Regions from separate parts of the Homo sapiens genome. Here all the other regions are linked to region 4. A link is a loop called in an ENCODE intact Hi-C map of the cell type or tissue named here. Cell type or tissue: heart left ventricle. All regions are shown on one strand.

Evidence for each region. Peaks named below come from ENCODE experiments on the same cell type or tissue, not always from the same donor. Only the 100,000 strongest peaks of a DNase experiment are listed, where the experiment ranks them.
Region 1: it touches region 4 in a loop (4-fold over the local background); 83 of 110 quality-filtered maps call a loop at or near these places.
Region 2: a loop joins it to region 4, with 16 times the contacts of the local background. A loop is called at or near these places in 75 of 110 quality-filtered maps.
Region 3: it touches region 4 in a loop (6-fold over the local background); 36 of 110 quality-filtered maps call a loop at or near these places.
Region 5: it touches region 4 in a loop (4-fold over the local background); 36 of 110 quality-filtered maps call a loop at or near these places.

The regions. Positions count from the first base shown.
Region 1 is chr17:21,117,963-21,121,962 of GRCh38, reverse strand. No RefSeq gene overlaps it. Among named protein-coding and RNA genes, the nearest start is that of DHRS7B, 7.0 kb to the left of the region's middle. In heart left ventricle, a CTCF peak has its summit at 2,154; a DNase peak (open chromatin) is centred at 2,122; H3K4me3 peaks cover 306 bases; H3K27ac peaks cover 192 bases.
Region 2 is chr17:21,277,710-21,281,709 of GRCh38, reverse strand. No RefSeq gene overlaps it. Among named protein-coding and RNA genes, the nearest start is that of MAP2K3, 5.0 kb to the left of the region's middle. RefSeq lists an enhancer at 1,624-1,703. In heart left ventricle, CTCF peaks have their summits at 1,343 (motif pointing right) and 1,542 (motif pointing left); a DNase peak (open chromatin) is centred at 1,519.
Region 3 is chr17:21,321,628-21,325,627 of GRCh38, reverse strand. No RefSeq gene overlaps it. Among named protein-coding and RNA genes, the nearest start is that of MAP2K3, 39 kb to the right of the region's middle. RefSeq lists enhancers at 2,431-2,560, 2,601-2,710, 2,721-2,770, 2,224-2,897. In heart left ventricle, no CTCF peak of the experiment used is centred here; DNase peaks (open chromatin) are centred at 1,797 and 2,487; H3K4me3 peaks cover 1,290 bases; H3K27ac peaks cover 227 bases.
Region 4 is chr17:21,509,988-21,513,987 of GRCh38, reverse strand. It overlaps LOC105371589 (a long non-coding RNA gene), which reads right to left and starts at 425. Exons shown (of 4, transcript XR_934332.3): 1 at 1-425. RefSeq lists an enhancer at 1,757-2,378. In heart left ventricle, CTCF peaks have their summits at 837 (motif pointing right) and 2,210; DNase peaks (open chromatin) are centred at 857 and 2,227; H3K4me3 peaks cover 1,573 bases; H3K27ac peaks cover 366 bases.
Region 5 is chr17:21,314,517-21,318,516 of GRCh38, reverse strand. It overlaps MAP2K3 (mitogen-activated protein kinase kinase 3), which reads right to left. Exons shown (of 12, transcript NM_145109.3): 12 at 3,285-4,000. Among named protein-coding and RNA genes, the nearest start is that of MAP2K3, 32 kb to the right of the region's middle. RefSeq lists enhancers at 1-657, 995-1,504. In heart left ventricle, a CTCF peak has its summit at 1,782 (motif pointing left); a DNase peak (open chromatin) is centred at 1,458; H3K4me3 peaks cover 281 bases.

The sequences.
Region 1 (4,000 bases), 390 kb after region 4:
AGACAGATGGCTTGAGTCCAGGAGTTCAACACAGCCTGGGCAAGACCCCATCTCTACAAAAAAAAAAATACAAAAAATTAACTGGGCATGGTAGCCTGTAGTCCCAGCTACTTGGGAGGCTGACGTGGGAGGATCACTTGAGTCTGGGAGGCAAAGGTTGTAGTGAGCCAAAATCACACCACTGCACTCTAGCCTGGGCGACAGAGTGAGACCCTGTCTCAAAAAAGAAAGGAAATTAAAGATCTAAAGAAAGAGACATTTCAAGCTCATGGACTGAAGACTCAACGTAGTAATGATGTCAATACTCCTTTAATTGATATACAGGTTTAACAAAATTCCTATCAAAATGCCAGCAAAATTTTTTGAAGATGTAGAAAAGATTTTTTTTTTTAATGTATGTGGAAAGGCAAAGGAACTAGAATAAATAGAATAAATAGCTAAAACAATTTTGGAAAACAATAATAAAATGGAACTACCTGATTTCAATTTTTATTATTATTTTTTTGAGACAGGGTCTTACTTTGCTGTCCAGGCTGGAGTGCAGTGGTGCAAACACAGCTCATTGCAGCATCAACCTCCCAGGCTCAGGTGACCCTCCCACTTCAGCCTCCCAGGTAGCTGGGACTACAGGTGCATGTCACCCCGCATGGCTAACTTTTTCTGTATGTTTTGTAGAGACAGGGTCTTGCTATGTTGACCAGGCTGGTCTCGAACTCCTGGGCTCAAGCAATCCTCCCACTGTGGGCTCCCAAAGTTCTGGGATTACAGACGAGAGCAACCGCACCCAGCTTCAAATCTAATTACATAGCTCAAGATTGTTTGGTATTATCGAAGGATGAATACATAGGTCAATGGGAAAAAATAGAGGACCCAGAAATAGCCCCACACAAGTATGTCCATCTGATTTTTTAAGAAAGATTCAAAACAATTCAATGAGATGATAGGCTTTTTCAATAAATGGTGCTGGAGCAATTGAATGTTAATAGGCAAAAATTTAAAAATAAAAATAAAGAAACTTGACCTAAACCTCACACCATTTATGAAAATTAACTCAAAATGAATAATAGATTTAAACATAAAGCATAAAAATTTTAGAAGATAGTACAGGAGAAAATGTGGGGGAACCCTAGTTCTCCACCTAGTTGGTAGAGATTTCTTCAAAATGACACTGAAAGTATGATTCATAAAAGAAAAAAATTCATAAAGTGGACTTGATCAAAATTAAAAATGTTTTGCTCTGCAAAAGACTGTTAATGGAATCAAAAGGCAAACTACACACTGGAAGAATATATATGCAAACTATATATCTGAAAAAGGACTCATATCTAGAATATACAAAGAATTCTCAGCCAGGCACTGAGTGGCTCACACTTGTAATGCTAACACTTTGGGAGGCCAAGGTGGGAGAATTGCTTGAGCCCAGGAGTTTGAGACCAGCCTGGGCAACATAGTGAGATCCTGTTTCTATTTTTTTAAATTAAAAAAAACCTCTCAAAACTCAACGTGAAAAAATTGAGCAATTCAATTTAAAAAATGGACAAAGACATGAACATGAAGAAACACTTCATTGAAGAGAATATACAACCGGCAAATAAGCACATAGAAAGATGATCAACATTACTAGCCATTAGGGAAATACAAATCAAGACCATGGGGAGGTATCACTACACACCTAATAGAACAGCTAGACAGATGTTGAATTTCTTAACACCCCAAAACCTTAGCCTCTCATCCTTAAGATAGTAAAGAAATTGTGAAGCCAAAGATGATAACACTTGTAAAGTGCCACAGAAGATAGTACTCAATAAATTGCAGCCGTTTTTATTGCTGTTGGTGGTGGAATTGTTGCAAAAATACTGGGATGCATAACTATATTTTTCCTCTGATGAAGCCAGAAAAAACTGTCTCAGTAATAACTAAGTTTAGTATAGCTCTAGGAAGAATTTCCTTTAGCGACAGGAACTCTAACAAGTCCCTCCCCCGCCCCCCCCCCGTCCCTCCCGCTGCTGGGAATTTTAAAATAAAATCTGTTTCCTGCTGACCTGTCCTTTGAATGATGCTGCTTGGAGGCTGCGGAAACGTCTCCACCAAATTTCTTTTTCTGAGGTACCTGATGAGCTGCACGGAAACAGCGCCACCTTCCTGAAGCACGCGGAATGGAATCAATAGTTTGTAGTCCCGTGTTTGCGAGTATCACGCCATCTCCTCCTCCGGGAGGTGTAAGGTGAACATTAATGGTGTACTGAAGCTATCAAATTATTAGAACAACCGAGAAGCGATAAGAGAAGAAAAACAATGCATTTTTAAGAACATTGTTGGTTTAAGACTAGGGTGCATGAAGCTGACACAGAGACAAAATGTTCTGTTATTTGCGGTTTCTGGAAAATGTCAGCTTCCTGGCAGGAAAGAAAGTTTCACTGCAACTCCCTGAAACTTAAAAGCTAGTGTTGGTGGCTGCCTCACAGAAATTGTGACTCTCAGAGATAAGAAAGCCCAGACCGGGCGTGGTGGCTCAGCCTGTAATCCCAACACTTTGGGAAGCCGAGGCAGGCGACAGGCGGATCGCTTGAGCCCAGGAGTTCAAGACCAGCCTGAGCAACATGGTGAAACCCCGTCTCTACTAAAACTACGAAAATTAGCCAGGCGTGGTGGCACGTGCCTGTGGTCCCAGCAACTCGGGAAACTAAGGTAGGAGAATCGTTCCAAGCAGGGAGGCAGAGGTTGCAGTGAGTCGAGATCACGCCACTGCACTCCAGCCTGGGTGACAGGGCAAGGCCCTGTCTCAGAAAAAGAAGAGAAAGAAAAAAAAAAGGAAAGAAAAGAAAAAGAAATAAGAAAGCCATATTTCTTCTCTTAGAGAAAGGATTTATAATTTTTATTTATTTATTTTTTGAGACGGAATCATCATGCTCTGTCACCCAGGCTGGAGTGCAGTGGCGCAATCTCGGCTCACGGCAAGCTCCGCCTCCCGGGTTCAAGTGGTTTTTCTAACTCAGCCTCCCGAGTAGCTGGGATTACAGGGGCCCACCAACAGGCCTGTCTAATTGTTTTGTATTTTTAGTAGAGACGGGGTTTCACCATGTTGGCAAGGCTGGTTTCCAACTCCTGACCTCAAGCGATCCGCCTGCCTTGGCCTCCCAAAGAGCTAGGATTACAAGCAGGAGCCATTGCGCCCGGCCAGGATTTATCAAATTTTGTATAAAACTGTATTTTAGGGTCTTACGTCTATTCTACAAACAATATCTATACTGTATTTTCTTCAAATCCTTAATCAGATATTATATTGAAGAGGGACATCCAGAAAGGCTGAGTGCAGGGTAGGACACATATTTTAATAAAATTGATTTTTCCACAGGAAGCTGTTGGCACTTGGGAGCTAGACCATTGCTGTCCCATGTGGTGGCTACTAGGTACATGTGGCTGTTTATGTTTAAATTCAGTAAAGTTTAAAATTCAGTTCTTCAGTCCCACTAGCCACATTTCAGGTGTTCAACACAGTGACCAATACAGCAAATGTCCAATGTTCGTTACAGATGTAGAGCATTTCCACCATGCATATGGGTCGCAGAGAAGCCACATTTACCTTAAAAAAACAGCCCTTCTGCACTCAATTATTTCTACTAAATAGTTCTACTCCTGTTGAAGACATCTCTGTGTCAGACTATGAGCTGATGTCAAATGGGAAAAAACCTCAGACACTGGCATTGAACCTGGAGAGTCTGGCTCCAGAGCACCCTTGCAAACAGTTACACTGTCTGGATTTCCCAGACAGGAGTGGGGTTAGTGGGTGCAGCTCTGCAGTACAATGACATGGCTGGCTCGGTTCTAGTCCAGGGAGGAAATTCTCTGACAGTGGAGTCCCATGAACCCGCCTCCCCACTGACACACACACATACACACACACACACACACACACACACACACACACACACACACACACATCTTCCCTCAGAGATTGTGCAGAATGTGTAGGAGACCTCCCTCCTAAGGAACCAGGTCT
Region 2 (4,000 bases), 230 kb after region 4:
CCTTTATTCTTTCTATTTGTCAGGTGCACAAGATTACCTTCCTTTTTTAGCCTTCTGTCTTGTCACCAACCATTCCTACTTGGTGGCCATGTACTTGGAAAAAGGCCGCATGATCTTTCTGGCTCCAATCAATGTCTAAGGCACCCTGCTTCCTTTGCTTGCATCCCACAGACTATTTCCCTCATCCTATTTACTACAGCAAATCTCTCCTTAGTCGATGAGATTGTGTTTATCTCCCTTTAAAACCCTACCTATCCTGAATGGTCTGTCATTGTCTGCCTTTAAAATCCTTCCTCTTTCTTCTTCCTCTATTCTTTAAATAATGATGGGGCTAAGTTATACCCAAAGCATCACTTTACAAAATATTTCCTCGGTACTTTGCAGAAAACACCAAACAAAAATGCCATTTTAAAAGAGGTGTATTTTTTCTTTTAAAATGTAAGCTCCTCAAGGGCAGGGAAATGTTTTCTGTATGTTCTATTGTGCCTAGTACACTGTAAATGCTCAATAAATACTGATGATGGGGGAAAAAAAAGAGAGAGGCTGACCCAAACCCAGGATGTGGGCAGCTCCTTCATTCATTCAACAGATATTCATTGAGCACTTACTGTGTGACTGGCACTGAGAACACAACATTGAACAAGATGGACACAACTCCCTGGGGAGGTATGACCTGGTGTGTGAGCCAGACAAGCAAAATGCCTAAGTCAAATTATGTCAGGCCAGGCATGGTGGCTCACACTTATAGTCCCAGCAGTTTGGGAGGCCGAGGCAGGTGGATCGTTTGAGCCCAGCAGTTTGAGACCAGCCTGGGCAACATGGCAAAACCTCGTCTCTACAAAAAAAAAAAAAAAAAAAAGTTGGCTGGGTATGGTGGCATGCTGCTCAGGAGGCTGAGGTGGGAGGATCACTTGAACCCAGGAGGTCAAGGCTGCAGTGAGCCAAGGTTATACCACTGCACTCCAGCCTGGCGGGCAACAAGACCCTGTCTCAAAAAACAAAAAATTATTACAAATGCTATGGGGGAAAGTAGGGGAGGGGACAGGGTGTGTGTCTGGACATGGGGGCTATAATTTTAAGGAGGGAGGTCAGGAAAAGCCTCCCTGGAAGGTGCCACATAAACAGAGACCAAAGGACTTAACGGAAGGACCCACAAAGAGATCCGGGGGAAAAGCATTCCAGGCAGAGGGAACAGTTGTGCAAGGGCCCTGAGGTGGATGGCTTGTAGGCGAGTAACAAGGAGACCGATGTGGCTGGGTGGTGGGAGCTGAGGAGTCCCTGTTCTCACCTATATACACCCCCTTGGACGTACTCACTCCCACGTGCCCCTTCACACCTGTGCAAGTCCACACACCCCAAATACACATGCACACACACATGACACAAGGGGGTGCACAAGTGTGTACGTTCATGTGGAGGGACCACATGGTCACGTCCACAGACACAACCCACAGGCACAGCGGTGCACATGGTCTATGCATAGCCTTGCCACCAGCTGGGGCCTCCACTGCTTGCTGCCCCACAGCGCCCTCTGGTGACCAGGGCCCGGCAGTGCTCTAGAGTGCCCAGGAGCACAGGATCCACTGCCCTCACTGCTTTGACGGCCATCCAGCCTCCTCTTCTCTGTGCTGCCTGCCCCCAGGCCTTCCACACTGCAGCCAGAGCCTTCCCAAACACGGCTGGCCAAGTTCTAAGTCCTGCCCTGGCTCCCTAGGCGGGCAACTTCCAACACTCCAACCCCTGGTGACTTCTCCAGACATCCCCCAGTCCAGCCACTCTGAATTCAAGCTTTCCTCTTTGAACCTTTCTTTGCAAAGGCTGTTCCCTTAGCCAGGAATGCCCTTCCCTACCTTCCGACCTGACACATTCCCTCCGCTCCTTCGAGGCCCAATTCTGAAGGTGGGACAGGAGGCCCTGCCTGACACTGCTCTGCCCAGTGCCCCTGCCCCAGCCCCTCTCACCATGGCTCACCCGCCCTGTCAGTGGCTGCGCCCCTGTCTGCCTCTCCCATACGACTCCTGCTGCTTGAAAGCAGGGCCTGTGACTGGTTCTCCCCAGAACAGCATCAGGCCATGCTGGTGATGGTGGAAAAGTGAAAACTTGAGAAGCTTGGAGGCAGCAATATGTGGTTCCTGAGCATCTTTTACTCAGGGGCCGGTTCTGAAGTCGAAATATAGAGAAGGAAACCTCAACGGAGGCTCACCTGCTTTCTTTAAATCATCATCACTCTCAAATATCAAAAGATGAATTCACACAAGTGACTGGCTCCACTAGCAAAACAGCAAGTCCTATTTTTACAGCTCCTACTATGTGCTAGTCCCTCCAAGCACAGCATCTTATGGACTCACTGTGATGCAAGCTGCACGGGGGCAATGCCTTTGCTTTGGTCACTGCAGTGTCTCCGGCACACAGTAGGTGCTCAGTGAATACTTGCGGAGTGGAGGAAAGTTTTCAATGTCCCAACGAGGTGTCTAGTATTATCATCATCTCCACTAAAGAGATGAGAAAATCGAGGCTCAGAGAGGTGCCCAGAAGCATCCAATACCGCTGGTAATGGCAGAGCTATTGTTTGAAATCTGTTCTGTCAGATGGAGATAGTTTTCCCTGCCTTTTCCTGCCCACACTTCCACTAAAGTGTTTTGCAACACCCTGCTTCCGAGCAAAACAAACTCCCCTTGAGCTCCCTTCACTGCTTTCTGGAAAGCCACCAGCTCTGCTTCTAACAGAGCAGTTGAGTCTGGCCTGCCCGGTTCCCTGCAGGGTTGCACGAACAACCCTGTGGCTGTCCCCAACACCAGTCCAGGGGTCCAAGGAGCCTCAGCATGGTGTCTCCCTGCCCAGGGTTCTCAAACTTAGCACTTCCTGCCCAGCAGGCAGGAGGCAGTCAAGGGGACAACACTTACTGGCACCTGTTGCATGCCAGGCCTCGTGACTTGACACACATCCCAGGGAAGTGGGTGTGGTTAGACTTTCATCTTACAGATGAAGAAACAGAAGCCCAAGGCTTCAAGCGCTTGCCCAGGTTCCACCACCAGGAAGGATGACACCAGATTTTTAACCCAGACCATCACTGTAACAGCCTACTGTGTGTCAGCCTTTTTAGTTCAATCCTGTGCTTCATTATCTAGATGCCAAGACCACAGGGCTGTTCTTATTGCCCCATGATGGGTGAGAAGTACTGCAGACACAGAGATGAAGCAACTTGCCCGTGAGATCACACAACCAGGGAGAAGAGAGGCAAAAGCGTCCCAATGGGGCTGACTCCACAACACGGGTGCATCCAGCATATCTGCCTTCAAAGTGCTGTTTTCTAATCTAGGCCAGGAAGTAGCCAAGTAACCGTGAACCAATGAGTTGTCTCAGCCAGGCCTTGGAGGTCACCCTGTCCGTTCCCATCAATGCTTCTGTCCCTTTTCGGCCATCCAAGCCTGGGCTTATGTCCCTCCCACGATGAGTGTCTCACCCTTTCATGGCAGGGTCTTTCGTTCCCAGTAAGCTTGGACCATTATCAGCTTTTTTTTTTTTTTTTTTTTTTTTTTTGAGACGGAGTCTCACTCTGTCACCTAGGCTGGAGTGCAGTGGCGCAATCTCAGCTCACTGCAACCTCCGCCTCCTGGGTTTAAGCGATCCTCCTGCCTCAGCCTCCTGAGTAGCTGGGATTACAGGCGCACACCACCACACCCGGCTAATTTTTGTGTTTTTAGTAGAGACACGGTTTCACCATGTTGGTCAGGCTGGTCTCGAACTCCTGACCTCGTGAGCTGCCCACCTTGGCCTCCCAAAGTGCTGGGATTATAGGCGTGAGCCACCGCGCCTGGCTACCACTATCAGCATTTTCTTAAGCAATCCTGAAGTTGTGTCACGCTCAAACCCATCCATTCGTTCCATATGCTTCCTGAGCATCTGGTTTTGCCTGACATTATGGGAGGCACTGAGGATACAGTGAAAACCAAGACAGAAAGGTCCCTGCCTTCATGGGGCAGTGAAGACCTCCTGCCTT
Region 3 (4,000 bases), 190 kb after region 4:
ACTGTGCACCCCTGGTACCCAAGTTGTGTTTTTTTTTTAATTCTATTTTCCTTTTTTTATATTTTGTTTTACATGCTATTTTGACAAAGGTTGTGGAGGCACTTCTCACTAAAAGGAACTAGGGCTCCTGGGAGAAATGGCTGACTCCAGGTCTAGAGCAGTAAATGCACACAATAAACCTGCAGCATCTTGCCAAACCAGAGAGCAAGTACATTCTCAAAGACCAATGGGGTCATGTCCAAAGTACTCAAGAGCCAGCTTGAAAGATGGGACAATTTGAACTTCAATAAGGGCAATTAATGCAGTCAATTAAAACACAGAAAATGTCTTTGAATTCACAAGTTTGTACTTATTTTTTTATCCCTACTTGATCATCGTTGGAAGAACAATTTAATTTAGAAAACTGTTAGAGGAACCAGATCAAGCATATATCACTTTATAAACTGTACCACCAGGTAGCCAAATAGCAGAAGTTTTGTTGAGGGTCAGTTTCTCTCTATAGAAACATTTCAGCGAATACATGAAGGAATGACAGAATATCACCGTTATGCAACCACTAATTTGTTTTAAATTTATTTGCAACCACTAATAAATTAATGAGTCCAGGCACTGAGCATCAGCAGCTGCTAATACCACAAAGAGAAGACAGAACACTGCCTCCCAACAGAAGAGCAGAGAACTCTGCACCAAGTGTTCTTGCCAAAAAAAAAAAAAAAAAAGTCCAACCTGATCTGGTCAAGTCACTAGACCAGCTACCGATTTACCGGAAATACAGACTACGGGAAACTCTACAATCTAACAACCCAGTTTCTTCAACAAATAAATTATGAGGAAGAAAACAGGGAGGGGCAACCACTAAATGAAAGACACCAAGGCAATCCATCAGCCAGTGGAGACGCGGGGTCTTATTCAGATACCAAATCAAACCATTCTTTTGTTAATTCTATTATTCATGAGACATTTGGAAATCTGAACAGAGACTGAATGGTTGCTGATATTAAGGGATGGTTGTTACTTGTGCAAATACTAAAGACTGTTATTGTCATTTTTTAAGATCCTAATCATCCAGAGCTATGCTCTGAAATATTTGTGAATTAAATTATACTGTGTCTGGGATGAATGGAATGAATGTTTAGATAATTTGGGAGGGGAAGTAGCTGAGGGTAGAGATGAGACAGGACTGTGTGTGGGCATCACTGCTGCAGCTGGTGCTGGCTTCCTGAAGGTTCCTTATGTGACTCTCTGTTTCTGTGTATGTCTTAACTTTTCATAATAAAAGGCTCGTGTATGTAAATTTTCACACAATAAAAAATTTATATTTAGAAAAAAGGCTAGAAGGAATAAATCAACATGCTAGCAGACGGGATTATAGGTAAAATTACTTTTTAAATTGCTTAGTATCTTCAATAGTACTTTAAAAATCTGGGAAAGAGATGAAACCAAACTATCCCACCCTTCCCCGAGGAAGGTTTTGCCTGTGCTCTGCAGGTGGTCGGGTACATTGGCACCACTGGACCAGGCAGACATTTGGCTGTATCAACCACGGCCCTTACAGGCAAATGCACTTCCCCTACCCGACTTCTCTTCTGGGAATCATGCCCGAGGAAATCATCTCAAATCTGAAATGCCAGCAAAGCTGCCTGCGCAAGGTGTCCACGTCGGGGCTATTTACTGGAGTGGAAGCTGGAGTCAGAGGCTGCGTCCAGGGCAAGGAGTGTCTCGGGGAAGCCACGGAAAACGGTAACCACGGGGCAGAAGGCCGCAGACTATGCTGGGGCGCCAGGGATGCGCATCTGCACATCTGACACATTCGTTTTGCAAACACGTGTGGGAAATGGACGGAAGCCAGTTATCAGCCTCCCGGGACACCCCGCTAATATTTAAAATGGAAACGCCCCAACCCCTCCTGGGGGAACCTGGCTTTCTCAAACTGCCCTGGAAGTTCCCAGGAGGCCTAGGGTCCCTCACCCCACTGCTGCCATGTTCCGTGTCGTTACACTCGCGACCTAGCTTTGTCGTTTTCTACTTGTCCCTGCCCGCCTGGAGGGCTCCGTTTACACCCGCTCCTTTTCCCCACCTCCGACGCCCCTCCCAGGCTGCTGCCTGTGTCCACTTTCCCTGAAGATGGAAGAAGGTCGGATTTCCCTAGGAGGGTCCTCATAGGACCTGCCTGGCCACTCCTTGCCCCAGGACGCCCTGGGCCGGGCACCTCCAGAAACATCTTCCCGCATCCCCGGCAAGAGCTCCCTTTCCACAGACACAGAATCCTCTGCATATTTTCTTACACGAAGACCATTCTTTCTAAAAGAATCTTGTCCCCGCTTTAAAGTTTGTGCTCCCTCCCTGCAGAGGGAATGACAGTCCCCACCTCTATTCCCCTCCCGCAGCCGTGGACCCCACTGTCCCGGGAGCGACTGGCTCCCTTATGAAGACTACATTTCCCAACGTCCTTTGCGGCCACGGCTGGCCATGTGACCCAATACTGCCAATGGGGTGCGAGCGGCGCGAGGAAGTGGATGAACCCACACCCGGCAGGGCAGAAAAGGGATAGAACTCAGTCCGCCGTCGCCACCGTGAACCACTGACTGCTACAGGAGCGAATAATCGTCTACCTTGTTTAAACCATCATTAACTTGGGTTTTGGTGTTTGTTTGTTTGTTTGTGTGTTTTTCGAGACGGAGTCTTGCTGGGTCGCCCAGGCTGGAGTGCAGTGGCGCGATCTGGGCTCACTGCAACCTCCGCCTCCGGGTTCAAGCAGTTCTCCCTGCCTCAGCCTCCCGAGTAGCTGGGATTACAGGCGCCGGCCACCACGCTTGGCTAATTTTTGCATTTTTTAGTAGAGACGGGGTTTCGTCATGTTGGCCAGGCTGGTCTCGAACTCCTGACCTCAAGTGATCCGCTCACCTCAGCCTCCCAAAGTGCTGGGATTACAGGCATGAAACACTGCGCCCGGCCGGTTTTGTTTTTTAATAAGTAACCGAGCCTGCATTCTAACCAATAAACTCATTCTATTAAAACACGCCTGTGGTGCCCAGGGCCAGCAGGTTGTCTCATGTCAGGTTCTCCCAGAAGCCGAGCCTGAGAGCAGGATTCAGGTGCAAATGTTTCCCTAGGGAGTTTCTTCCAGCTGAAACCAGCGAGGGAGCCAGGGAAAAAGAAGGAGAAGACAAGCAAGGGTTTCTTCAATTTCCATCCCTGCCGTGGCCTGAGCCCAAGGGAGCTCTGCAGCACAAATTATGCCTCTGAGTTTGTCCTGCCTTAAGGCAAGGGGCTAGGCTTTTCTGCTGCATACTTCCCTGAAGCAGGTTTGAGATGCAAGGGTTAGCAGCACAGCACAGAGCAGGCGGGGAGCTGGCTTGTCCCAGTAAGGAGGTCTGTAGGCTCTGGTCAAGGCACCAACATTACTCTATGCCCAGGAGTCCCGGACTCTTCGCAGCAGCTTTCCAGGCCCTCAGTGATTTCCACAACGTCAACCTCCCCCACCCACCTCGGCCCACCTCCTCACACCTTGGCCTAACAAGATGAATGAGTGACAGCCCCACAAACACTTCCCCAGGACCTTCAACCAGGAGTGCAATACCCCCACCCCAGCAGCCTTCGTCCCCAGGACCTCCAACCAGGCACACTAACGCCCAGGCCTTCATCCTCTGCCTCCCGGAGATTTCTGGCAGACACCACAAGACCTGGGATAGGACTGCTTAGCAAAGCATGCTGGCATTTGCCCAGAGAGGGTGTCAGGTCCCCGCCACGGGACTGAGAACGTGGAGAATCAGAGAGGGGCAGTGACTTGCCCAGGGCCACACAGCTAACAGGAGGGAGGAGCTGAGATGGTGAGGAGAGGAGAAAGCAGTGCCACAGAGAAGTCTAAAGGTGCGAGAGAAGCTGGGGGAAGTAGACCTCAGACTGTGGGGAACCACCAGCGCTGGTGTGGAGGGCGTGGTCCAGTGGGTCAGCAAGGATCCCTGTAACATCAGGCGTCATTTGCCGAGCACTTCGTCAT
Region 4 (4,000 bases):
TTTGCAGCTCCATCTTTCAGGCTGCTCTTTGTTAGAAAGAAATGATTTCTTGGGATGTTTTTTGTTAGAGTTCTGCCAAGGACTCTTTTGCCCTATCTGCCTAAACAATTTATTTCCATCTCCTGTATCCAGTCAGGGGATCCTACCTGACTGGTAAGAGGGTGCCTATTTGGTTCTCCCTGTTGGTCCTAAGTTGGAAGCAAGGGCAAAAAGGAGGGAAGCCGTCAGTGCAGTCCTGACCATTAGGGTTGCTGTATGCAGTTTCCAGCTGGCTGCTTCACAGACTGTGGGTCAGAGCGTCACCAGGCTCTTGGGTGGATTTTTTAAATCCCACGGACTGAAACCCTTCTTTATTATCTCCAGTCACTTGATCACCTTTCTTTGACAGAGACAGTTTATTCAGTGTTGCTATTTAAAAAAAAAAAAAAAAAGCTGCTACTATTACTACTACTACTACAATTACTATTTATAATAATGGTAATAATTACAATAATGATGAATCCCAGCAAGGACCAAATAATTATAATTACTGATTTAATATTTATACATAAATATTTACTAAAATATATAATCTATATATTACGCATATTTGTACTATGACATTTATAGTATCTACATAAGTATATATTATTTGTGTATTTATGACAATTTATATTTATAAATTACATAATAAAAAGAATATTATTACTACTACTACTATAAACCTCAGGACGCCCCCCCACCCCCCACCATAACCTAATATCCCGTTTAACCATCCGGCCACCCAATCCCACGTCGCCCCCGCTGGTAGAGCTTGCTATATATAAAGGTGACCGCCAGGTGTCGCTAGACAACCAGCGTGAAAGCCAGCCGGACGGATCCGGATCGCGGGCGGGCGGGTAGGACGCCAGGCCTCGTCAGGGTCCACCTCGGGTCGCATTCCCACCTCGGGGTTCCCTGGCAGGCGTGAGTGGAACCGTGAGATCCCTGGCAGCCAAAAGAAGCCTTGGAAAATTTGGGGAGGAGCGCCCTAGGCCAGGGACAGCTGCCGAGCAGGGGACAGACTCCCCAGCGCCTCCCGGGCCAGCTCCCCACCCAGAGTGGACTTCAAAATTCACCGGGGTCGACCTACCTCAGCCTCCCCAGGGGCATTTAGAAATTTCTGCAGACAGAAAGCCCCTCCTGCGTCCTCTTCAGAAGTATAACTGTTTATGTCTAATCACTATTTATGTAGATTTATTATTTATAAAGTATAATTTATACTTATAATTCTATAAATGTATATTATTTATATTGACATAGTTTTTAAATGTAAATAAATTATTATTTGTTTATAATACTTGCTTATAACAATTACTATTGCTATATAAATCTCAGGTTCCCCCATCCCCCTACCCTTACCTCCCCACAGGCCTCCCCCGACGCCCTTCTCTCCTCGCCTTTCCCCCTTCTCCTCTCCCAAATTCTAGTTGCCCATCTGCTTGGTTGGGCTGCTGGTCGATCTGATCAGCTTTCTGAGGCCACATCAAAACTGCAGAAATGAGGCTGATCGACCCAGCAACTCTAACAAAGATCATCCATGGGACATCTGGTCGCCCCTCTATCTCGGAGCCAGAGGCTATACGCTCTTCCCCGGTGGGGAGGGTGGGGCCCCAAAGTCCAACCACAAGATCCCATTATGCGGGCCACGGCTAAATCCACTGCGCCTTCCCCGTTTTTCTCGTACTGCCCAAGCCAGTCTCCACCTCCAAAACAAGACTCAGAAAAAGGTGTGAAGCTCAAGTCGGATGACCATGACCCACGCGTGGCCACGGACGGGCCCATGCTACCCTTCGCAGTCCTCCTGGAACAGCCGGGCCGGTCCTCACCTCCGGGTCGGGGCTTGGAGATAATGGGTGTAATGGAAGGCCTGAGGACCGGGCCCCACGCCAGTCAGCGTCCGGGCGGGATACCCCATCCCCCGTTCACACTCTCGGAAGGCCCAGCGATTCCCGCGTGTACTAATTGACCCGCTCAGGCCACAGCACTCCGAGCTCAAGAGCGCGCCTACAACGCTGACCCTCAGGTTTAATCTCCGACGAAAGGACGAAGAGTACACCCAGCAAAGCCGGGCTCATCCTGCCAGCGCTGCCAGTCCCCTGGAACTCTGCACCGCGCCCTGTGGCCAAATCCCCTTTCTTGCCGGCTTCGCCAGAGCGCCGGAGAGAAAACCTTAACAGTGCAGCCAGGTGGCGCCCGACAGCCGGCGCCAGCGGCCGCGGATCGGATCCGCATCTCCGGCGGGCGAGGCCTCTCCTAGTCCCTGACCAACTGGGATCGCGTTTCTCGGCCTGGGGCGGGTGAAGGAGCTCCCAGTTGGCACCGCCTGGAATGGCGCGACCCCGCAGCCGAAGGAGACTTGAAAATTTTTCCTAACTACCGTTCTGCTCCGAGTGACTGCTACCTGCGAGGACAGACAGCCCACGCGGCTCCGGGCCGGGCGATCTTCCGCGGGAACCGGGAACGTTTCCGAAGACCCCCGCAGGCCGGCGCCCTGCCTCGGCTTCCCAGCGCAGCGGGGTCCCGGGCTCCTCGCGGATTAGAAAGTTTTGCTGGGCTCTGGCGGCGGGAGAGACAGTGAAGTTGAAACCGTGAAAGGGAGAACATGGGTGAATCGCTTTTATTCTGTCTTTTCGGAATGGGGAAGCCTTTCTAAAGCATTAAATAAACCCAGAAGCCATCAAGGAAATGATTGATCGGCTTGACAACATAAAGTTTGAACAAAATACACAAGCAAAGTCAAAAGATAACAAATGAGTGTGGGGATCGCTTATGCATAAGATAAGAATATTGATTTCATTCACAGTAGCCAAGATACGGAAGCAACCTAGCCAAGATATGGAAGCATCTACTAGTGGCTGAACGGATAAAGAAAATGTGGTGTATGTACACCACGGGGTACTGTCCCGCCTTTGAATAAAAGGAAATCCTGCCATTGGCGACAACATGGATGAACGTGGAGGTCATTGTACTAAGAAAAGTAAGCCAGGCACAGAAACAAATACCACCTGGTCTCTCCTGTATGTGGAATCTGAAAATAGTTGAACTCATAGAAACGGAGAGTAGAACGGTGGCTACTTGAGGCCGGGGGAAGGGCAGGAGGGGGAAGATGTTAGTCAAAGGGTACAAGGATTCAGTTAGACAAGAGGAATATGTTTTAGTGATCCACATGGCACGGTGACTGTAGTTAATGCATTTTATATGTCAAAATTCCTTAAATAGTAGATTTTAAATAATCTCACCACAAAAAAATAGATGTGTTGGTGATGGATATCTTAATTAGCTTAAAGTAATTGTTCCACCAATGTATACATATATCAAAACATCACATTGTATCCCATGAATATATACAATTATGATTTGTCAATTAAAAATAAACTTTAAAAAATCTTTTAAAAATATTTCAGCATTATTTACTATAATAACAAAAAAAACTGGGGTGGGGGATAATAGCCATTGATTAAGAGGGGTCGGGTTAAATAAACTCCAGTACATCCACACCGTACACTGTGTGAATTTGTTTTGTTTTAGATGAGATAAATGTTGATGATGAAATGTTAAATGAAGAATTTAAAACAAGTATTAAGTTACCCCTATTTCAACACGTTAAATAGCTAGTAAAGACAGTGTGGTATGGACAGAGGGAGATGATCTACAGAACAGAAAAGAGACCAAAACAAATGCACCCAGCTGGTGTTTGACAAGCATGCAAAAGCACCTTGTGGGAGGAAAGGTAGCCTTTCCATCAAATGGGAGTAGGGCAATTGCACATCACAGGCACAGCAAACAAGCACGCAAAACAAAACCCTTGACCTAGACACTGTCAACTTTAGAATCCCAGGCCCCCACCAAATGAATGGACCCCCTCTTGGCCAAGGGGACCTCAGGAAAATCTTAAAAGTTTAGTTCTAGTCATGATGGGGTGGGAGGTCAAACACGCCTCATTATACCCCCTGCCTTTTGGGGTTTAGACCAGCATTAA
Region 5 (4,000 bases), 200 kb after region 4:
CCGAGGGAGGGCATGGGAGCGGGAGCGCAGCCGGGACGCTAACCCCCGGCACGGGTGCTGCCTGCTGTTTGACTTGGAGCTCCTGGCTTCCCTTCTCTGAGGTGCAGAGTCCTCAGCCAGCACAACGCGCCTATCGGCTCAGTATCGGCTCGCTCCTGGAAAGCCTTCCCAGAGCAGACCCCCGGAATAAACGGAATGGCAGCACTGTCCCCAGACCACCTCCCGCACAGCCCTGCTGCCTGCTGCCTGCGCTGGGCCTTGCGGCAGCCTTCCTGCACCTGCCCTGTCTCCTGTGAGCAAGGCCGGCTCCTCCTGGTCTTGCGGGGGAGGCGGCCAGTGGGCAAGAATGAAAATGAATAAATGTGAAGAAAGTGCGGCAGGACAAGTGTGGTCAGGGAGGCATCTGAGCAGACCCCAAAGCGGGAGCACATCCGGGGAAGAGCGTTCCGGGAGGAGAACAAGACAGCTCCTGCAGAGGCCCTGCACCGCCAGGCTCGGGGTGAAGCGCAGGGAGCCAGGCACAGGGTACAGGGGAGGCAGGGGTGGGCGCCCGGGGTGGGGCACTGTGGACCATGAGGAGGCCCCCACCGAAGACGGTAGCTGCAGCAGGGATCTGGAGGAGAGGCTTCACGCCCTGGCCTCTAGAAGGGAATTCGCCAAATCCTCCCTCCGCAGCCTCCCTGCTCCTGAGCAGGCCTGTCTGCTGCATTTTTTTCTTTTTTCTTTTTTTTTTTTTTTTTGAGACGGAGTGTTACTCTGCCCCCCAGGCTGGAGTGTAGCACCTCGATCTCAGCTCACTGCAACCTCTGCCTCCCAGGTTCAAGCGATTCTCTTGCCTCAGCCTCCCAGATAGCTTGGATTACAGATGTGCGCCACCATGCCCGTCTAATTTTTGTATTTTTTTAAGTAGAGACGCAGTTTCACCATCTTGGCCAGGCTGGTCTCGAACTCCCGACCTCAGGTGATCCACCTACCTCAGCCTCCCAAAGTGCTGGGATTACAGGCGTGAGCCAACACGCCCGGCCTGTCTGCTGCAGTTTTAATGCTGCCTGATGAGGAGGCTCTCACGGCTGTAATTGAACAAAGTCTACATGCCTCTGCCATCTCCCAGTCCAGAGACTCATTAATCCCGGGCCTGGAAGAGGCGCCTGCCCGGACCCTGCTGCCTGACAGGAAATGCGGGCGTCCGGCCTCGGGGGAGGGGGGGGCGGCCGCTCCCCATCCCCATTCCCCCACCTCAGGGACAGGGAACAGGGGAGAGGGGCCCTGCCGCTTGAGACCTCCACGGGTAGTATAAACTGTCAAGGGCCTGTGCTTTGTAAATGTTAGTGACCTGCGCACTGGCTTCCGCACTCTGATGGCTGGACACGCTCTGTAAAAGCCAAAGGGTCCCATAAATGGCAAGGGAACTGCAAACGACTGGGGCTGCAGTCGTGCGCGGAGGAGCCTGCTCTCTGTGAAGGGCTGCGGCATCCAGCCAGGCCTGCGGCGTCCAGCCAGGCCTGCGAGCCGCGAGGGGCGCGGTGGCCTGCGGGGCGCTGGGTAACTTCAGGGGCGCGCACGGTAAATCTCTAGGCGTTGGGTCTGCTGCTGTCTGCAGGCTGCAGAGTCCCCGGAAGCCCCGAGGGCCGGGCCAGGGGGTGCACACGGGCAGGACAGCCGCAGAGGCCGAGAACTGGGCTGACGCGTGGCAAGCCCGCGGCCTCCAGCTGCGCCGAGGACGCACGAGGACGCGGACGGGCGCTCGGGGCCGGGCGGGGCTCCAGGACACGCGGTTGAAGCCGAGCTCTACCGCCCCCTGGCGGCTACAGGAGACAGAGCCTGGGGCCGCGCCCCGGCAAGGGATTCATTCCCTCCCTCCCCCCTTCCCTCCCTCCCTCATTCATTCTTTCATGTGTTCATTCAGCAGAAGCCGAGCGCTCCCTCGGTGTCGGCAGCATTCTCAGCGCTGACGACACAACAGTGACAAGTCAGGTCTCGGCCAGGATAACCCAGGATAATAAGCTAGATTGGCTGGGCCTAGTGGGCGGAGGCTGTTTGAGCCAGAGTGGTCCTGGAAGACCTCGCTGAGGAGGTGACATGGGAGACCGGGATGGGGTTGGGGGGAGCCAGCCACAGGAAGACGGGGGAGGGGGTGTTCTACGCAGAGGGGACAGCCAGTGCAAAGGCCCTGGGGTGAAAACAAGTCTTCATGATTGAAGGATGGAGAGAGGGAGACAACAGCTCCCAGGAACTGTTCGCCCCTGTGCCAGGGAAGGGTTAGTGGGCAGAGACCTGTCCCAGACTGGGGCTGGAGGACAGGAGGAGTGCAGAGACAGACCCCATGGGGACCCTCCTCCTGGGAACACACCCTAAGCTTCCTCAGAGGACCACAGAGACCCTGCTCTCAGACCTTGAGCTGTAGTGGGCGGAGTCCCCTCATGCCTGACCTGACCTGAGCTGTCACACCCACCCTCCTGGCCTGGGGATGAATTCGACTCCTTCCCAGCTGGTAAGAGCCAGTCCTGGGACTTCAGGAGTACCCTGGGCACGGTGTGCCGAGCTCTTGGAGTCCCTGGGTCCTGACTGGTCCCCATGAGGGGGTGAACCTGAGACGGATGAACAGCCAAGGTGGATGCAAGTCCTTCAGGCCATCAGCTGAACTTCGAACCTAACGGTACCTGAAGCTGAGCACACCCGGCTTACGTGAGCAAATTCCCTGCTGCCCCAGCCATGCTGCCAGCGTCACAGGGCCAGACTGCAGGGCGCCTTCATCAGGCTGCCCCTACTCCCCTCGGAGCCTTCTCCGGAGCCCACCACCTGTCCCCAAGTCTGTTTTTCTGTCTTATAAGCTGTGTGGCTTTGGGTAAGTGATGTCAGCTCTCTGGGTCTGTTGTTCCCATCTGTAAACTGGAGGTCAGGTAACCTCCATGAGGTCACCGTGTCCAGCCCAGGCAAAGTGTGCAGGGTGCTCGCTGCTCTGTGACCTGGCTGTCATCACTACTTCAGGACAGTGGGATGGGTGGCCGCCACCAGCAGACTGGACCTGTGTGTTCGCTGCTCTGTCCAGTGTCAGTACAGGGCCTGGTGCCTGGATGATCACAGGATGTTACCTCATCACAGCCCTCTGGGGGCCTCTGTGTCCTCAGATGTAGAAGGGCCTGGTAGGTTGGCAGTCCTCCCTCCCCTGAGCACGACACCCTGCCCCTGGCCCAGAGACAAGGGTCCCTTGAAGGGCCACAACCTTCCCCAAGTAAGAGGGGGGCTCACAGGTGTCATACACAATCTCACACAACCTTTAGTCCTTTTTTTTTTTTTTTTTTTAATTAAAACAGCAACCAGGTAACTGCCCCAACCCATCAGGGAAAGGACCCGGGATGGGCAGTCGTTTTTTCAAAAAAATATATTTTCTTTTTTTAAAAACAACACCAAAGCAAACCCATAGCCCCTGTCAAGCCAGTCCTCAGGGAGAGTGAGCTGGAAGGCTCCCCCTGCACTTCTCTGAGCAGAGATCTTGGGCCCCTCCCACTGGACCCCAGCCTGAGCAGAGGGCAAGGCTCTGCCTGCTGGTACCCTAGGGGGTGGGGGAGAAGCGATCAGCTCCAAACCATGCAAGAAAAACAAGCCAAACCCATAAAGCAAAAGAAAAAATCAACAGAGGATAAATTAAAAAAAACACGAAAGGTGAATGACACCGATAACGGTGGCGGGCAGGACTGGGTGAGCCAGTGTGCTCCGCAGAGGCCCTGTTTGCCAGTGCCAGGGGAAGGCCTTGGGCGGCTCATGGCATCTCCCTCATGGGAGTCTTGGGGTATTCACACAACTCATCCCCTCTTGTGTACCCCGCACCAAAGCCGGGATAGAGGTGTGGCCACCCTGGGCCAAAGTGTGCAAAGTCCATTCAGTCGAGAGATTAAAAAAATATACAACTTGGATGGCATCCAGGCTGGGCAAGGCGGTGGCCCATCCACCCAGGCACTGGCAGCCTGCTGTGCAGGGGCAGCAGCATCCACAGGGGGCA